2 separate regions of the Homo sapiens genome follow, and region 2 is linked to region 1. Evidence: read pairs that join two places in POLR2A ChIA-PET (ENCODE). Cell type or tissue: IMR-90. All regions are shown on one strand. Each heading gives the region's core, and the rest is flanking DNA. Links, peaks and the distances in the headings are about the cores only.

Region 1 (8,344 bases), core at 1,357-6,356:
TACTAACTTAAGGTAGTCTGTAATAAGCAAGGATTAATATTTGAATCTATTATTTTAGGGTAACCAATAAAATAATAAATCTATAACTAACAATCTAGTAAATGGAATAATAAACATTTGATTAACCTAATAGAAAGAAAAACAGAAAACAGTAAAATAGAGAAAATAGTAAGATGGTACCATAAATCCAAATATGTCAATACTTGGATTAAACTAGTGGTATTAATACTCCAATTAAATGACAAAGATGATCAGAGTAAATAATAAAAATAATACCCAACAATATGCTGCTTATAAGATATACATTTTAAATATAAGGACTCTTGAAGGTTGAAAGTAATAGTATGAAAGACATAACATAAAAATATAACCAAAAGAAAATGGTGCAGCTGTACTCATATCAGGCAGATTCTAAAGCAAAAGGTATTAGTAGAGAAAATAATAGTTTCATGATGATAAAGGGATCAGTAGAATTTTAAATTTAAATTTAAAGGTAATAATATAGCCTTAAAATACAGGAAGAAAGATATTACAGAAATAAAATATAGAATAGACAAATTAGAGAACCATAGTTGAAGATCTTTTTAATACCTATTTTAGTAATTGATGGTGAAGAACACTATACCTAACAACCGCAGAATGTAAACATTTTTCTAATTCTCATGGAACATTGCTCAAAATCAACTATGTATAGTTGGAGCAACTAACAGTAGATTTCAAATCACTTAAATCATACAGAGTATATTCTCTGACCTCAATAGATTGAAGCTAAAAACTATTAAACTATTAACAGAAAAGGACGCAAAAATCCTCAGTGTTAGGAAATTTTCAATACATTTTTAAATTACTTACGGACCAAAGTGGAGATTGCAATGGAAATTAGAAAATATTTGAGTTATGTTAGCAAAAATGTGTATACAAAAACTAGTGCTTGCAGCTAAAATGCATAGCAGGAAATGTATAGTCATAAGTGCATTTAGTAAAGAATAAATGCTGAAAATCAATGCTCAGATTCCATTTTGAGATTCTAAAAAAGGAACAGCAAAATAAATGCAAGAAAACAAAAGGAAGTAAATGATAAAGTTAAAAACAGGAATCAATAAAATATAAAATAAAGAAAGTATTTAAAACTTGGTGGTTTGAAATGATTAATAAAATTGGCAATGCCCTAGCAACTCTAATCAAGAAAAAATTAATATTATCAGTATTAGAAATTAAAAGGTGACATCACCCTATAGATATTTTAAAGGCTAGAGAATATTGTCACATGTACTGCTAATAAACTTGAATATTTCAATGAAATTGCAAAATTCCTTAAAAAAGAAAACTTAGAAAAATGGACACAGGATGACTGGACAATCTAAATCATCCTGTATCTATTAAATAAATTAAAACATTTAATAAGAAACTTTTCACAGTTCGTTTCTCTCTCACACATACACACACACACACACACACACACTCCAAGTGTACATGATTTCACCTGTGAATTCTTCCAAATAGTACAGGAAAAAATAACGCTATTATTACATAAACTCTTCCAGAGAATTTAACCTTGATACCAAAATCTAACAAAATCTTGATACTAAAATCTTGATACAAGAAAGAAAAATCACAGGAAAATAACTTTCATGAAGAGACAGAAAAATCCAATAGAAAAATTTGCAAATAAAATCCAGTGATATATTAATAAAGCAATATGTCATGATCAAATTGTGTTTATTCTAAAAATAAATGGCTAATTTCACATCAAAAAAGTAATTAACAGTATTAACATAATAAACAAGAAAAGCCCCTTGATTTCAATAGATATGTTTCAATAGATCCAGAAAAATTATTAAATGCAATTCAGCACCTGATTGTAACTTAAAAATATAATTATTAACAAACTGGGACTAGAAGGGAACTTTCTTCATCTGATAAACACTATCTGCAAAACAAACAAACAAATAAAAACAAAATAAAACTATAGCTAACATCAGACTTAATGATGATATATTGAGAGTTTTCACCCTTAAATTGGGAAGGAAAGATTATGCCTGCTATCATTGCTTTTATTCAACACTATGCTGGATGTGTTAGTATTATAATAAATATGGATTAGAAAAGAAGAAATAAGACTGTTCTCACTATTTACAAATGTCATAATTGTAACATGTAGGAAATTCAAAAGAATCCACAGATAAACTGCTAGAATTACAAAGTGAATTTAGCAGTCTCTTGATAAAAAGTCAATTTGCAATTGTATATCAACATTTAGCAACAATTAGAAAATGAAAGCTTAAAGAACACCAATTTCAGAAGCATCTAAAAATATGTTACCTAGGAGTAAAACTAATATAAGATATAAAATACCTCTACACAGAAAGCTACAAAATATTACTGAATGAAATGAGAGAGGATCTACATAAATAAAGGCATACCATGTTCATGAAATAGATAATGTTATAAAGATTTCAATTCCCTTTCATTCATCTCTAGATTCAATGCATTGCTAATGAAAAGCATAACAGGTTGTGCTTTTGTTTTTAGTTTGGTGGCAATTGGATACAGTGATGCTAGAATTTAGATATATTGATAAAAATAGGCAAGCTAATTTTAAAATATGAAATCACAAATTAGAGTCTGAAATGCTCAAAATAATCTTAAAGAGCAAAGAGGGCTCACATCCAGATGTTAAGACTTATTGTAAAGCTATAGTAATTAAAACAGTGTGGTAATGGCTCAAGAATAAAAAAAAAAACTGAAGGAACAAATCAGATAGTCCAGAAACATATCCACCATGTGTACAGTCACCTGTTTTATGATAAAAGTGCCATTGCAATGTTGTGAAGAAATGTTGGTATGTTCTATAAATAGTTGAATAAACTGGACAGTCTTAGAGATAAAAATGAGACTTGTCCCCGACCTCACATCATACGTAAAAATGATATTCTATTTCTGATATATCATAGATCTCCATGAGAAATATTTAGCAACAAATCTTCTAGAAGATAGCACAGGCAAATATACTCATGAGCTTAGGGTTGGTGAAGATTTCTTAAAGATAATCAAAACAAAACACAAAACCACCTAAGCATAAAAAATGATGAAAGCGTGAATTGTAATAAAATGAAAAACTTCTGTGATCAAAGACACTGTTTAAAGAGAGTATATAAAGAATTCCTCAGACGAATTTTTTAAAACAGGCAAAATTCTTGAACCAGCAATTCACAAAAGAAAATAGGCAAATATCTCATAAACATATGAAAAAGTAATATCGTAAGTAAGGAGTGAAAATGGTCGCTGAAACCACAATGAGACATTAACGCACATCCACCAGAATAGCTGAAAATTTTATCTTAATGACCATTCCATTGTTGGCAAGAAGGTAGATCAATTGAAATTCTCACATGTTGCTCGCAAAAACATAAATTGATACATGTATTTTTGAAAGCTGCTTCACTTTCTACTAACATGTCTACTATAGTTGCTTAGCTTATGACCCAGCAAATACAATTTTATTTCTATATCCAAGATAAGTGGGTACATATGTCCATGACAAGCACAAAAGTGTCCATAAAGGTTTATTTATAATACCCAAATTCTAAAAACAACCATAAACAGTAGGATGAATAAATACAATGATACGTATATAACAGCTTTATATATGTGACTATAAAACAACTTTATTTAGATATAATTTACATCCCATAAAATTCACCTTTGTAGTGTTCAATTCAGTGGTTTTTAGTTTGTTCAGAGTTGTGGAGTTATTAGTATTATCTAATTTTATAACATTTTCATTACCACAAAAAGAAGCACTATGCTCATTAGCAGTCACTCCTAACTTCCCCTACATCCCTTGACAACCATTAATTTATGTTCTGTCTCTATGGATTTGTCTATTTTGGACACTTCATATACAAAGAATCAAATAATATGTGGTGTTTTTTGACTGGCTATTTTTATGTATCATAATGCTTTCAAGGTTCATCCAGGAAGTAGCATATATCAGTAATTAATTTTTTTAATGCTGAAGAATATTCCACTGTATGTATAGTATACATATTATTTGTCTGTTCATCAGATGATGGATATTTGGGTTGTTTCCACATTTTGGCTGTTAGGAATAATGCTACTATGAACATATATGTTCAAGTTTTCATGTGAGTATTTATTTTCATTTCTCTTGGGTATGACCCTAAGAGTAGAATTGCTGAGTCATTTGGTAACTATGGTTACCATTTTGAGGAACTGCCAAGATATTTTCCAAAGGGACTGCATCATTTTACAATCCTATCAGCAGCATATGAGGGTTCCAATTTTTCCACCTCCTTAACAACACTTGTTATTTTCTAACTTTTTTTTTTTATTTTAGCCATCCTAGTTGGTGTGGAGTGATAGTTCATTGTGGTTTTGATTAGCATTTCCCTAATGATTAATGATGTCTAGCATCTTTTCTTGTACTTATTGGCCATTTGAATATCTTCTTTGGAAAATGTCTTTTCAAATAATTTCCCTATTTTTAAATCGGGTTATTTGTCCTTCTATTATTGAGTTATAAGAGTTGTAATAAGCCAGGCGCCATGGCTCACACCTGTAATCCCAGCACTTTGGGAGGCTGAGGCGGGCAGATTACGAGGTCAGGAGACCATCCTGGCTAACACGGTGGAACCCCGTTTCTACTAAAAATACAAAAAATTAGCCGAGCGTGGTGGCGGGCGCCTGTAGTCCCAGCTACTCAGGAGGCTGAGGCAGGAGAATGGCGTGAACCCAGGAGGCGGAGCTTGCAGTGAGCCGAAGTCACGCCATTGCACTCCAGCCTGCGCGACAGAGCGAGACTCCGTCTCAAAGAAAAAAAGAGTTGTAATCCCTTATATATATGATTTAAAAATATTTTCTCACATTCTGTAGGCTGTCACTTTCAGTTTCTTGGTGGAATTCCTTTGAAGTGCTTAGGGTTTTAAATTTTTTTTTTTTTTGAGACAGAGTCTTGCTCTGTCACTGAGACTGGAGTGCATTGGCACAATTATGGCTCACTGTTCAGGTGATCCCGCCTCCCGAGTTTGAGTGATTCTCCTGCCTCAGGACCTTGGGTGGGATCGCAGGTGTGTGCCACCACTCCCAGCTAATTTTTGTATTTTTAGTAGAGATGGGGTTCACTATGTTGGCCAGCCTGGTCTCAAACTCCTGACCTCAAGTGATCTGCCTGCCTCGGCCTCCCAAAGTGCTGGGATTACAGGCATGACCCACTGCGCCCAGCTAGGGTCTTAATTTTGATAAAATTCGTTTTATTAATTTTTTTCTATCTCAGTGTTTTCTACTAAGAGTTTTATAATTTTACATGTTACATTTAGGTCTCTCCTGCATTTTGAATTAATTGTTCTGTATGGTATTGTGTCTGGAATTGATGGGTTCTTGTCTCACTGACTTCAAGAATGAAGCCGCAGACCCTCACCGTGAGTGTTATAGTTCTTAAAGGCTGCACATCCGGAGTTTGTTCCTTCTGATGTTCGGATGTGTTCGGAGTTTCTTCCTTCTGGTGGGTTTGTGGTCTCGCTGGCTCAGGAGTGAAGCTGCAGACCTTAGTGGTGAGTATTACAGCTCAAAAAGGCAGTGTGGACCCAAAGAGTAAGGAGTAGCAAAATTTATTGCTAAGAGCAAAAAAACAAATGCTTCCACAGTGGGGAAAAGAACCCTCGAGTTACCACTGCTGGCTGGGGGGCAGCCTACTTTTATTGTCTTATCTGGTCCCACTCACATCCTGCTGATTGGTCCATTTTACAGAGAGCCGATTGGTCTGTTTTACAGAGAGCCGATTGGTCTGTTTTACAGAGAGCTGAATGGTTCATTTTGACAGGGTGCTGATTGGTGCATTTACAATCCCTGAGCTAGACACAAAAGTTCTCCACATGCCCACTAGATTAGCTAGATACAGAGTGCTGATTGGTGTATTTACAAACCCTGAGCTAGACACAGAGTGCTGATTGGTGCATTTACAAACCTTGAGCTAGATACAGAGTGCCAATGGGTGTATTCACAATCCCTTAGCTAGACATAAAGATTCTCCAAGTCCCCACCAGATTAGCTAGATACAGAGTGCCAATTGGTGCATCCACAAACCTTGAGCTAGACACAGGGTGCTGATTGGTGTGGTCACAAACCTTGAGCTAGATACAGAGTGCTGATTGGTGTATAAGTTTCTCCAAGTCCCCAGTAGACTCAGGAGCCCAGCTGGCTTCACCCAGTTGATCCTGCGCTGCGGCCGCAGGTGGAGCTGCCTGCCAGTCCAGCGCGGTGCGCCCGCACTCCTCAGCCCTTGGGCTGTGGATGGGACCCGGCGCCGTGGAGCAGGGGGCGGTGCTCCTCAGGGAGGCTTAGGCCGCGCAGGAGCCCACGGAAGAGGGGAGAGGCTCAGGCATGGCGGGCTGCAGGTCCCGAGCCCTACTCCACAGGGAGGCAGCTAAGGCCCGGCGAGAAATCGAGCCCAGCGCCAGGTGGGCCGGCACTGCTGGGGGACCCGGCGCACCCTCCGCGCTGCTGGCCCGGGTGCTAAGCCATTCACTGCCGGGGCCTGCGGGGCCGGCCGGCCGCTCCGAGTGCGGGCCCGCCAAGCCCACGCCCACCCGGAACTCTGGCTGGCCCGCAAGCGCCGCGCTTACCCCCGGTTCCTGCCCGTCCCTCTCCCTCCACACATCCCTGCAGGCTGAGGGAGCCGGCTCCAGCCTCGGCCATCCCAGGAAGGGGCTCCCACAGTGCAGCGGCGGGCTGAAGGGCTTCTCAAGCGCGGCCAGAGTGGGCGCCGAGGCCGAGGAGGCGCCAAGAGCGAGCCCGCTGTCACCTCTCAGGATGAGGTGGGGGTCCAACTTCATACTTTTGCATGTGGTCTCAAAACTGTTGAAAAGACTGAGCTTTCCTTATTGAGTTGTCTTGGCAAGCTTGTTAAAATCAATTGAAGATAGTGTAAGGGTTTATTTCTGGATTCCCAATAACTCTATGCCTATACTACACTATTTTTGTCACTGTAGCTTTGTAGTAAGTTTTCAAATCGGGAAGTGTGAGCCTCCAAGTAGGTTCCTGTTTTTTAAGATCATTTTGGCAATTTGGAGTCCTTTGCATTTTCTTGTGAGTTTTGTTATTGTTGTTGTTGTTGTTTTTGATACAGTCTTGCTCTGTCCTCCAGGCTGGAGTGCAGTGGCGTGATCTTGGCTAACTGCAGCCTCTGCCTTCCAGGTTCAAGCTGTTCTCCTGCCTCAGCCTCCCGAGTAGCTGGAATTAGAGGTGCGCACCACCACACCTGGCTAATTTTTGTTTTTAGTAGAGACAGGGTTTCACCAAATTGACCAGGCTAGTCTTGAATTCCTCACCTCAGGTGATCCACCTGCCTTGGCCTTCCAAAGTGCTGTTACAGACATGAGCCACCACACCTGGCCTCCTTGTGAGTTTTAAGATCAAGTTATTAATTTCTGCAGAAAAGCTAGCTGGGGTTTGGATAAAAATTATGCTCAATCTGTGAATCAATTTGGTAATACTGCCATTTTAACTTTTTTTTTTTTTTAAACAGAGTCTCACTCTGTTGCCCAGGCTGGAGTGCAGTGGCACCATCTCAGCTCACTGCAACCTCCGCCTCCTGGGTTCAAGTGATTCTTGTGCCTCAGTCTCCCTAGTAGCTGGGATTACAGGGGTGCACCACCACACCCAGCTAATTTTTGTATTTTTAGTAGAGACGGGGTTTCACCATGTTGGTCAGGCTGTTCTCGAACTCCTGACTTCAGGTGATCCACCCGCCTTGGCCTCCCAAAGTGCTGGGATTACAGGCATGAGCCACCGTGCCCAACCTCTTTCATTTCTTTAGACAATGTTTTGTAGTTTTTAGCACTGCACTTCTTTCATTAAATTTATTTCTAAGTATTTATTCTTTTTATGCTATTGTAAATAGAATTGTCTTTTTGAATTCATTTTTAGAAATTTCATTGCTAGTATATAAAAATACAATTGATTTTATTTATTAATCTTGTATCATGTAATTTTACATACACTAAATGTATGTATTAGTGCACATTCACATTCCTTAGGATATTCTATATAAATAATAATATCATGCCATTGGCAACTATGAATAGTTTTACTTCTTCCTTAGCAAAGTGAATGTCTTTTATTACTTCTTTTCTTCTCTAATTGCTGTGGCTAGAACTTTCAATACAATATTCAATAGAAGTGGCGAGAGAGGGCATCTTTGTCTCATTCCTGACCTTTGTGGGGAAGCATTTAGTCTTTCACCTTTATGAACGGTGGTAGCTGTACATTTTGTAGATTCTCTAAATCAGGTTTAGGAAATCTGTGCCTAGCTGTTTGAGTGTTT
Region 2 (8,344 bases), core at 1,583-6,582, 400 kb after region 1:
TGAAGAGAGCCAGTACCAGAAGCCACAGCTTCTGAACTCCAGGTCACTTTTACCTCACCATCTTTATCCTTTCAATAAAAAAAAGTAAACATGCTATTTTTGAGTGTGTAGAATAATTAGATGGCCTTTTGGAGATGTGAGGAAGAAGCAGGCTGAGTGAATCAGGATGTATGTCAGAGAAGAGTTCCCCAAAGTGAAGTTGGAACTGGGTTTAGAAGAAGTTGAATTTTAAAAACTGCTTTGGGGTACATATAATCAACACTAAAAGAGGCCTTACCAACCTTCCTTTTACAATTGGGGAAACTAAGGATCAAACAGATGAGATGATTTTTGTACTCCCTGGAGAGGTAGCTTCATATATACAATATTTTAAATTCTTTCCCGATTTTTATGATTTGGCTTTTGAACCACACTTTCCCTTTCCCTGTATTGACTGAGACTTGACAATCCTTTTATTTATTTACTTATTTATTTATGTCGGAAGGGGACTCCTATCACCTTTGCTTATTTATCATTTACTGAATTTCTTCTACTTCTTTTTCTGCTTTTCTTGTCCCTTTTTAAAAGATGCAAACCCAACTATTGCACCTTAATCCAGATCCCATGGATCCTTCATAGAGAAAGCAAATGAAGTCCTTGCGTGTCTGTTGGACCCACATGGCTTGCAGCAAGAGCATTTTGGTGCTCTGCCATGCACACTTTCCTGTCCCATTGGCTACCCTTTCCTGCCTTCCTAGCAAAAGTGTATTTTCAGACCTTTTATCACTTTGCAATTTTTATTCCCCAGGTGTACTTGCCTGAACTATTTTTTCGTGCCAAACTTCAGTGGATTTCCTCCCCTTGTTTTCAAGGCCCTTTGCCCTCCAGCTGTTGGAGACAAACACTATTGTGATCCCAATAGCAGGACTGATTTAACTGATAATTCACAAAACAATCTGGAGCCATCATCACCTTTCACTCATGACTTCTCTATTCAACATTTTCTCCTCAGAGGCCATAGATTTGGCCAAAGTTTTCTTGTCCCAAAGTCTGTCGATATCTGGCTCCCAAGCCAGCACTGTGTGTATAATTATCTAAAGGCATTTCTGGGCCTTCACATTGTTTACCACTCTTCTGCTTTCACTTAAATATTGCTTCTCTTCTTAGACGTTCCCCTTGCCTCTCCTACTGGGTTGACGATGTGTGCCCCAGTTTGCTAGTATTTGAGATGCAAAAAGCTAACATGGTTTTAAGAGCAACAGAAAAGTCTATTCTACATATCTACCTGCAATACTGTTTGGGTGGGGGAACCTAACTGATGCAAGGAGGAATTACTCTAAATTTCAATGGCTTATGATGAGTATAGGTGGAGATTAAAATAACCCAGGCAGCTCCTTTCTCAGCACAGCTTCCTTGGGTTTAGGCACACTGGTCCTGTGAAATCCTCCATACCTCTTCCACCTACCCACAGCCAAACCGGCAGAACCCTTTGCATTTCTCCCACCTGTGCCAGCTCTGTGGGATCTTCTGCCCCTTTCCCATCCCTGGCTCCACTCAGCTGCCTGGGTATGTAGATGGCCTGAAGTGCCTATGTGGAGCAATGTGCATTTTTGTTTATTTATTTTAATTTATGAATTGCTTTTAAGTATGAATTTCTCTCTCTCTGTTCCAAACTACAAAAGAACCTAGATCAGATAAAGTAGTATCAGTCATCACCATTTTGCTCCATACAGAGGTATTATGAAGTCTCTAAATCCTTCCATTTCTTTTCTTTTTTTGAAGTTAGATGACAGAGGACAAAGCACATCAGTAACATTTTTGTTCCATGGAAGTCACTCTTATCTATTTCGAGTTATCCTTGAAACACAAATTATATTCGCAATAAGGTTCTCTGTTTACCAAAGGACTTATCTCAATGACTCTGCTTACAGGTCCTTCGTTTTTTTCCATAGTTAAGGATTTCATCCTGGGCTGAGTCATCAGGGGTTCTTATTGGAGAGGTTCTCCCTAGTTTGCCCAGGGCCATTGGTCCAATGAAAATGCTTTTCTAAAATTTATTGTCAAGACAAGCTATGAAACACCTGAGCTCTGTCTACAAATTAATACTTATATTAAACTCACAGATATTAATATCAAAGTGCTATCACATTTGTCTTCCCAAGTATACTATTCTTCCCATGAACAAAAAAACTCATTTCTTTTCATTTTTTTACTTATGACATGATTTTCAAGACCCATTGCTAACCTGGTTTCTCTTCACTATGACACAATGTATGTTGTCTACATCCTCTCCAAGCATCCCCATAAGTCATATTTAGTTTTACTTTTCCTCAAAAAGGAAAGCCATCAGGTAACAATATTATTTTAACTTCAACAAGAAATCAAATATTTCTCAACATTTTCATTTATTGTTGCCTGGAGAGAACTCTTCTAAGATGCATTTTTAAAAATTCCTAGAAGATAAATTGGGCCCAAATGTCCATCTGATCTGATCTTGATAGAACTTGAAATTCTTGCATAAGAAGAGAGGAAGCTAGAAGATAGAAGAGGATGAGAGAAATTTTGAGACCATTGACTTCCTGTCTGCCTGGCGCTAGTACATTAGCCCTTATCAAAGTTAGAAGAGCTGGTACAACACAGCCATTGTAGGTATTGGATCAATACCTGGCAAGCAGCCTGAAGGTCAGATAAAGTACTTAGGCAGGCAGTTTGCCAGGCTAAAGAGATGTCAAGAAAATCAATTAGACTCTAAAGAAAGAGTAGCAAGCTAACTAAAAAATCCCATCTTGAAAGGCTCGCTGTATTTCAAAGGTAGTTTATATGCATTCACAATATCTTTATCTTGTTCGTAAAAGTACATTTGCTAAGCAATTAAAACTATCCTTGGGTCACCTGAGGTCAACTCACAAAAGATTGTAAACACCTGCAGGATCCTAGATTAGAAATCGCTACAAAGGATGGAGATTTAATCAAGTTCTTTTCAGGGTATAAGATTACATAACTTTCAATTAATTTGTTCTTTTTCTATATTGATTACTTTATGTGCATTTGCAATGCCAAAGATGCCCTTGCTTTTTGAGTGGTGAGAGACACCATGGACTTTGAGTACTACAGTGATGCCAGGTAGTTTACTTGGTAAGTTTCAGCCATCTCAAATCAAAAAATAGAAGGGGAAAAACAGGACTGATTGCTTTGGTAAATTTTTTTCATCAGCAAGCAAAAGAAAGAAGCATAATGTTTACTGTGTGAAAGGCAGAAGTATTCTTGCTATTTGTTTACCAGCGAAATCTTTTTGTTATTTATATAGTCCCTTCTCTGTCCCAGGGACCTTGTGGGCATATTTTGGTATAAATAACGTGATGACACTCTATTTATCCCAGGCCTTATGATTTTCTTGGTATTGTTACATAAGACTGACAGATAATTTGTAGTACATATTTCTTGACTTCAGGGAAATTTTGTTCAGTCTGGTGGGAGAAATAATATTTAGACCATTTCAATGCTCTGCCAATATAAATTTATTCATAAAGGATAATTATCAAGGGCAAATGTATTGAGCCAAGTACTGTGCTAAATGCTGGGTGGAGTTACTGCAGTGAACCAAGCAGATGGATCTCTGCTGTCATGGAGCTTACAGTCTAGTGAGGGACACAGGCAAGAATCAAGCAATCTAAAACAAGCAAAGAAACAGCTAAAACATTGTGATGTGTGCCCAAGGGAAAAAAAAAATAAAATAAAATGTGGAAGATTTAAGCTTATTGTAAAAATTATAAAGATGGGGGCAGCAGTGAGCATTTTGAGGAAAGAAGACAGCCGGCACAAAGGGTCTCAGGATGTGGGGAAGTTAGGGGGTGGATCACACAGGCTCTGGTAGGCCATACAACTCATCACCACACAAGACCACAAAGTTTCCTTTCTTTTTAAAAATCTTTGTATTTCTTATCCTTGGTTGATAAAGAACCACAGATGACTAATTACAAGAATAATAAATAGCAATATTTGTTATTTTGGATTTTGAAGAACTGAAGATTTATGTATTTTAAGGGTCTTTCTGGGTGCCTGTCTCTATAGATCTTTAACTCCACTAGGTGAACTTAACTGACCTAGACTTTTACCCCTGGGTGTGATGCAGACACAAGGCCGAAGAGCTATCCTTACTCACCCTGCTCAGCACTGAGTCAGTCCTGCTGTTCACTCAGGGAAGACATGGGGGATCTCAAATTTCTAGGGCTTAGTCCCTCCACCAGGCACCCTGATGTTTTAGCTACAGGTCCCAATACCAGTTGCTTGCCCATTTGGTTGCCTACCAATTGTTCCCTGCCTGATTCTCCACCTGTTCATACCTTGAGTCCCAGCTCACACCTTGGACTTCTTTGACCTTGATTAATTGGATGCAAATCTAGTGTATCCTTTTGCCTTGGAACAATTACCCTGCCTGGGTTCTGCGTTGCATCCTGACACACCTGTAGAATCTTGCATTGGTGGCATCTTCTAGAGTCTAGATGCTTTACTCCAAGTTGCAACAGTCTCAGTTGCTAAGTCTTTTTCTTGCAAGACTAATAAGATCAGTGAAAATCACTTAAAAACCCTTTTTTTTTGTGGGGGGGGAGGTATAAGTTTAATCTATTTACTTGTCCTGATCAGGTAGTTTATGATTGACTGATAATATTAACATGATCATTAAAAGCATGAGCTTTGTAGCCATATGGCTGGGCTCCACTGCTTACTTGCTGTGTGTAAATCTGGATGTTACGTAATCACTCTGGGCCTCTGTTTCCTTCTCTGTAGAAGGGGAGAAAAATAGGACCTACCTCATGGAGTTGTTGTGAGGATTAAATAAATGAATACATGTGAAACACCTGGAATGTTGCCTGGCACTTTGTAAATTCTTCTTAAATGCTCATGAGTAAGTGGTGGAATTAGGATTTAAACTCAGACTAAGTCTAGAGCCTGTGTTTTGTTACATATTTCTCCCCAGCCTCTTGAGACAGGGATCTTTAAATGGTCTATAAACTACCAACATTGGGCCAAATCCAATCAAGGAGTTAAGAACAGTTTTTACATTTTTAAAGGGTTGTAAAAACCAGCCTACAAACCACCAAAGAAATAAAGACAAATATGTGACAGAGACCTTGTGTGACTCACAAAGCCTAAATTATTTATTGAATCTTTACGTAAAATTTGCTGATACTTGGCTTACATGTGTGATTTGGGGCAATATGCGTAAACTCCAAGGCTCTATTTTCTCATCTGCAAAAGGGAGATTATAATATCCTTGCTATAAGTTTGTATAAGGCTTAAACAAGATCTCATACGGCAAAGTACTGAACATAATGTTCTGCCCATAGTAGGTGCTTGCTAAATGTTAGATTCCTTCTCTTCTTTCCCATGTGAAGTTATGTTGGCTTCTCTTAACATACATTTAAACTATTTTTAATATTGTAAAAGTGTCCTCATATCACTCTAGATAAGCAGCTTGCTGAAGGGCTTCTGAATGATTTACCAAAGAGGACTGGAAATGTGGAAGGGGCTGGTGACATGAGGCAGGTGTAATTTGGCTACTTTGGAGGCCCAGGAAGGTCAATTCTGTAAATGAGCTGTGAAGGGGAGGTGACCTTACTGGGAAATGGTGAAAAAAAAAAAACAATGTATTATCTGCCATCTAAGTCAAGTGAGCCTTTGGGTGAATTTAGTACAATATGTGAAACAGCTTAGCTTCCCCACTCTTAATTGCCACAGTAAGATATGAGTTAGGCAAACTAAAGACGTCAAAGAGAGAAAGGCCATTGTGGGGATGATTCCTCAGAATGCCCTGGAAAGAAAGGGTGATTGCATGACCAGGGCAGGACATTTAGAGCCAGAAGAATAATATTTGGAGACTGGTGCCTTGGTTTCTCGAAGCTTACAGGCCAGGGAATGTCCTTCAAGTGTGGGGTAGTCTCTGAGCAGAAGTGGAACATTACTTATGTTCAGAGGAAGTAAATAAGGAGGTACAGCCAGAAAAAAGACTAAGGGCAACATATAGGGAGGCATGAAAATGTCTTGAGTTCTGAAATCCCTGTCAATCTTGAAATAGACATTTATGTTCATACTGTTTGGAATGTAGAGCCTTGCTTAAAATTTTTCTCTCCCACATGTGACATTATATACTCTCAAAATTAGCTAACATTTCAAGTCTTTAGGGGCTTTAAAAACTTTTATTGAAGAATAATATATGTATAGAAAAGTAAGTCAATTAATTTTCACAAAAGTGCATGCATTTGATTAACCAACATCCCAATTAATAATGCATCTTAGATTAACTAGCATCTTAGAAGCTCTCTTTGTAACTCCTTCCTGTTTCTACTCCTCTTTAAGGGTAACAATTTTCCAGACTTCCCAAAGAAAAAAATAATTTTGCCTCTTTTTGTTCTTTACATAAATAGATTCACACGATATGTACTCTTTTGTATCTAGCTTCTTTCACTCATCAGTAGGTTTGTGAGATCCATCCCTATTGTTACATATAGTTATTCATTGCCATTGCAATAAAGTATTCCACTGTGTGATTACAGCACAACTTAGTCATTCTACTGTAGTTGGACATTTGGATAGTATCCACTTTTGTACATTACAAATAACACTACTATAAACATTCTGGTGCATCTCTTTGGGTGAACATATGTAGGCATTTCTGTTGCTGGGTTATAGGGCATGTATAAGTTAAGCTTTAGTAAATATTATTTTTTCTAATGTGGTTATACCAAATTAAATTTCATATTGGTATATTTTGAGGAGGGTAAAGTGTGTTTCTAGGACTCTATTAGAATAGAATATTATCTATTAAGGCAATTCTAGGAGCCAGATATGCTTATGCTACTAGTAATGGGATCAGCCTTGGAGCCAAAGGAAATCAGAGAAACAAGCAGATGGAGAACCAATGCCCTGTCAAGTATAGAATTGGGATAAGCTATTGCTGTTGGTGCACTTTCACTCTGAGGACCTTTCAGAGTGACCTATTAGTATTGCAGGAACTAGCTTAAACATTGTGTTTGTTGGATGAATGACAGTAACAGGAATTGAACATAAAATTTCAGACATCATTTATTAATTATATGTACTACATTGATTTCCTGGATTGTTTCCTTTTCCTATTTAAATACATATTAAATATTAGCTACCTGCTTTTGACAGGAAACTATGATCACTGAACCATCTAAATAGATACTCAAGCTACTGCTAAAATTCTTGAGTGCTTTGCACTGTTATTAATTGTAGAATATTCTCCGCAAACGTAAAAAAAAAAAGTCCCTGAGATGGGAAAATATGATGCATTTAAAAAAACTGGAACAAATATTGGCCCTTAAAATTATGGATGGATTATTATATTTTTGAAACCTGGAAACAAAACCAGCAAGTCATCAGATAGTTGACTTCCTGAATTCAGAGTATCAGGAAGTTACCAGAATAGTTTGGGATGAGCTTGTATGAAGTCAGTTTGATGTCACGATTTGACTGAATGCCATGTAAAGAGGAAGCAGTAGACACTATCTGGACTTCTGAAATTTTAGATTTCTTCCTATGCGACATTTGTGTTAGTAAATCAGAAACATGGGGGAATGTTTGAAAAGCAGCATCTTCTGATGCACGGACTTTGGAGTCATATAGACCTGGACTGGAAATCCAGTTCTGTTACTTATTAGCTGGAGGTATGTGACCTCAGATAAGTTGCCTACCCTATTAAATTGCTGTTTCCTGATCTAGAAAGTTGGAATAATAACACTTGCCCTACAGGGTTGCCATGAGAATTAAAGGAGCTAATTTACATATTTGTACAATTTCTCAGACTTTTAGACTTTCCCTCTTATGTACCCTTCTCTTTGGAGGTCAGGTGGCACTGCAACATGGAGCCACAGCATCTAGCTCCATAAGTCTCTCTGTGCCCAGTCCCCCTTTGTCTGGTTGCTGTCTGCCTCTCCTATCATAGAACCTCTCATATAGGGTTTGTTTACTATTTATTGATATCTGTCTCTGATAGACTGTGATCTATCAGGAAGCAGGAACTAGGTCTATTTCACCCTAAACAGCTAGCAGAGAGCCTCCCAAATAATTGAAAAAAAAAAAAATTATCGAACTTTCCCCAACTCCCCTTATGCTTGATTATTTGAAAGTTAGAAAACAAAGTCCTCATTTTGGCAGTGTTATTGATACAGGGAAACCTGAAAAACAATTCAATAAACTTAAAAATTTAGAGTGGCCAAGCTAAACAGGTTGAGATTACGGATAAAAACCAACCAAGCTGACACAAGACAGGGAATAATTATGTACATACAAAGGAAGTAGACATGACTGAATGTGAGTCAGCAGCCTAGTGCTGTTATTAAAA

What was found. Peaks named below come from ENCODE experiments on the same cell type or tissue, not always from the same donor. Only the 100,000 strongest peaks of a DNase experiment are listed, where the experiment ranks them.
Region 2: POLR2A ChIA-PET joins it to region 1 with 5 read pairs; 2 of 35 experiments call an interaction of 5 or more read pairs at or near these places.

The regions. Positions count from the first base shown.
Region 1 is chr2:147,825,186-147,833,529 of GRCh38, reverse strand. No RefSeq gene overlaps it. Among named protein-coding and RNA genes, the nearest start is that of ACVR2A, 16 kb to the left of the region's middle. In IMR-90, for the core only: no CTCF peak of the experiment used is centred there; a DNase peak (open chromatin) is centred at 4,219.
Region 2 is chr2:147,424,939-147,433,282 of GRCh38, reverse strand. No RefSeq gene overlaps it. Among named protein-coding and RNA genes, the nearest start is that of ACVR2A, 420 kb to the left of the region's middle. In IMR-90, for the core only: no CTCF peak of the experiment used is centred there; no DNase peak of the experiment used is centred there.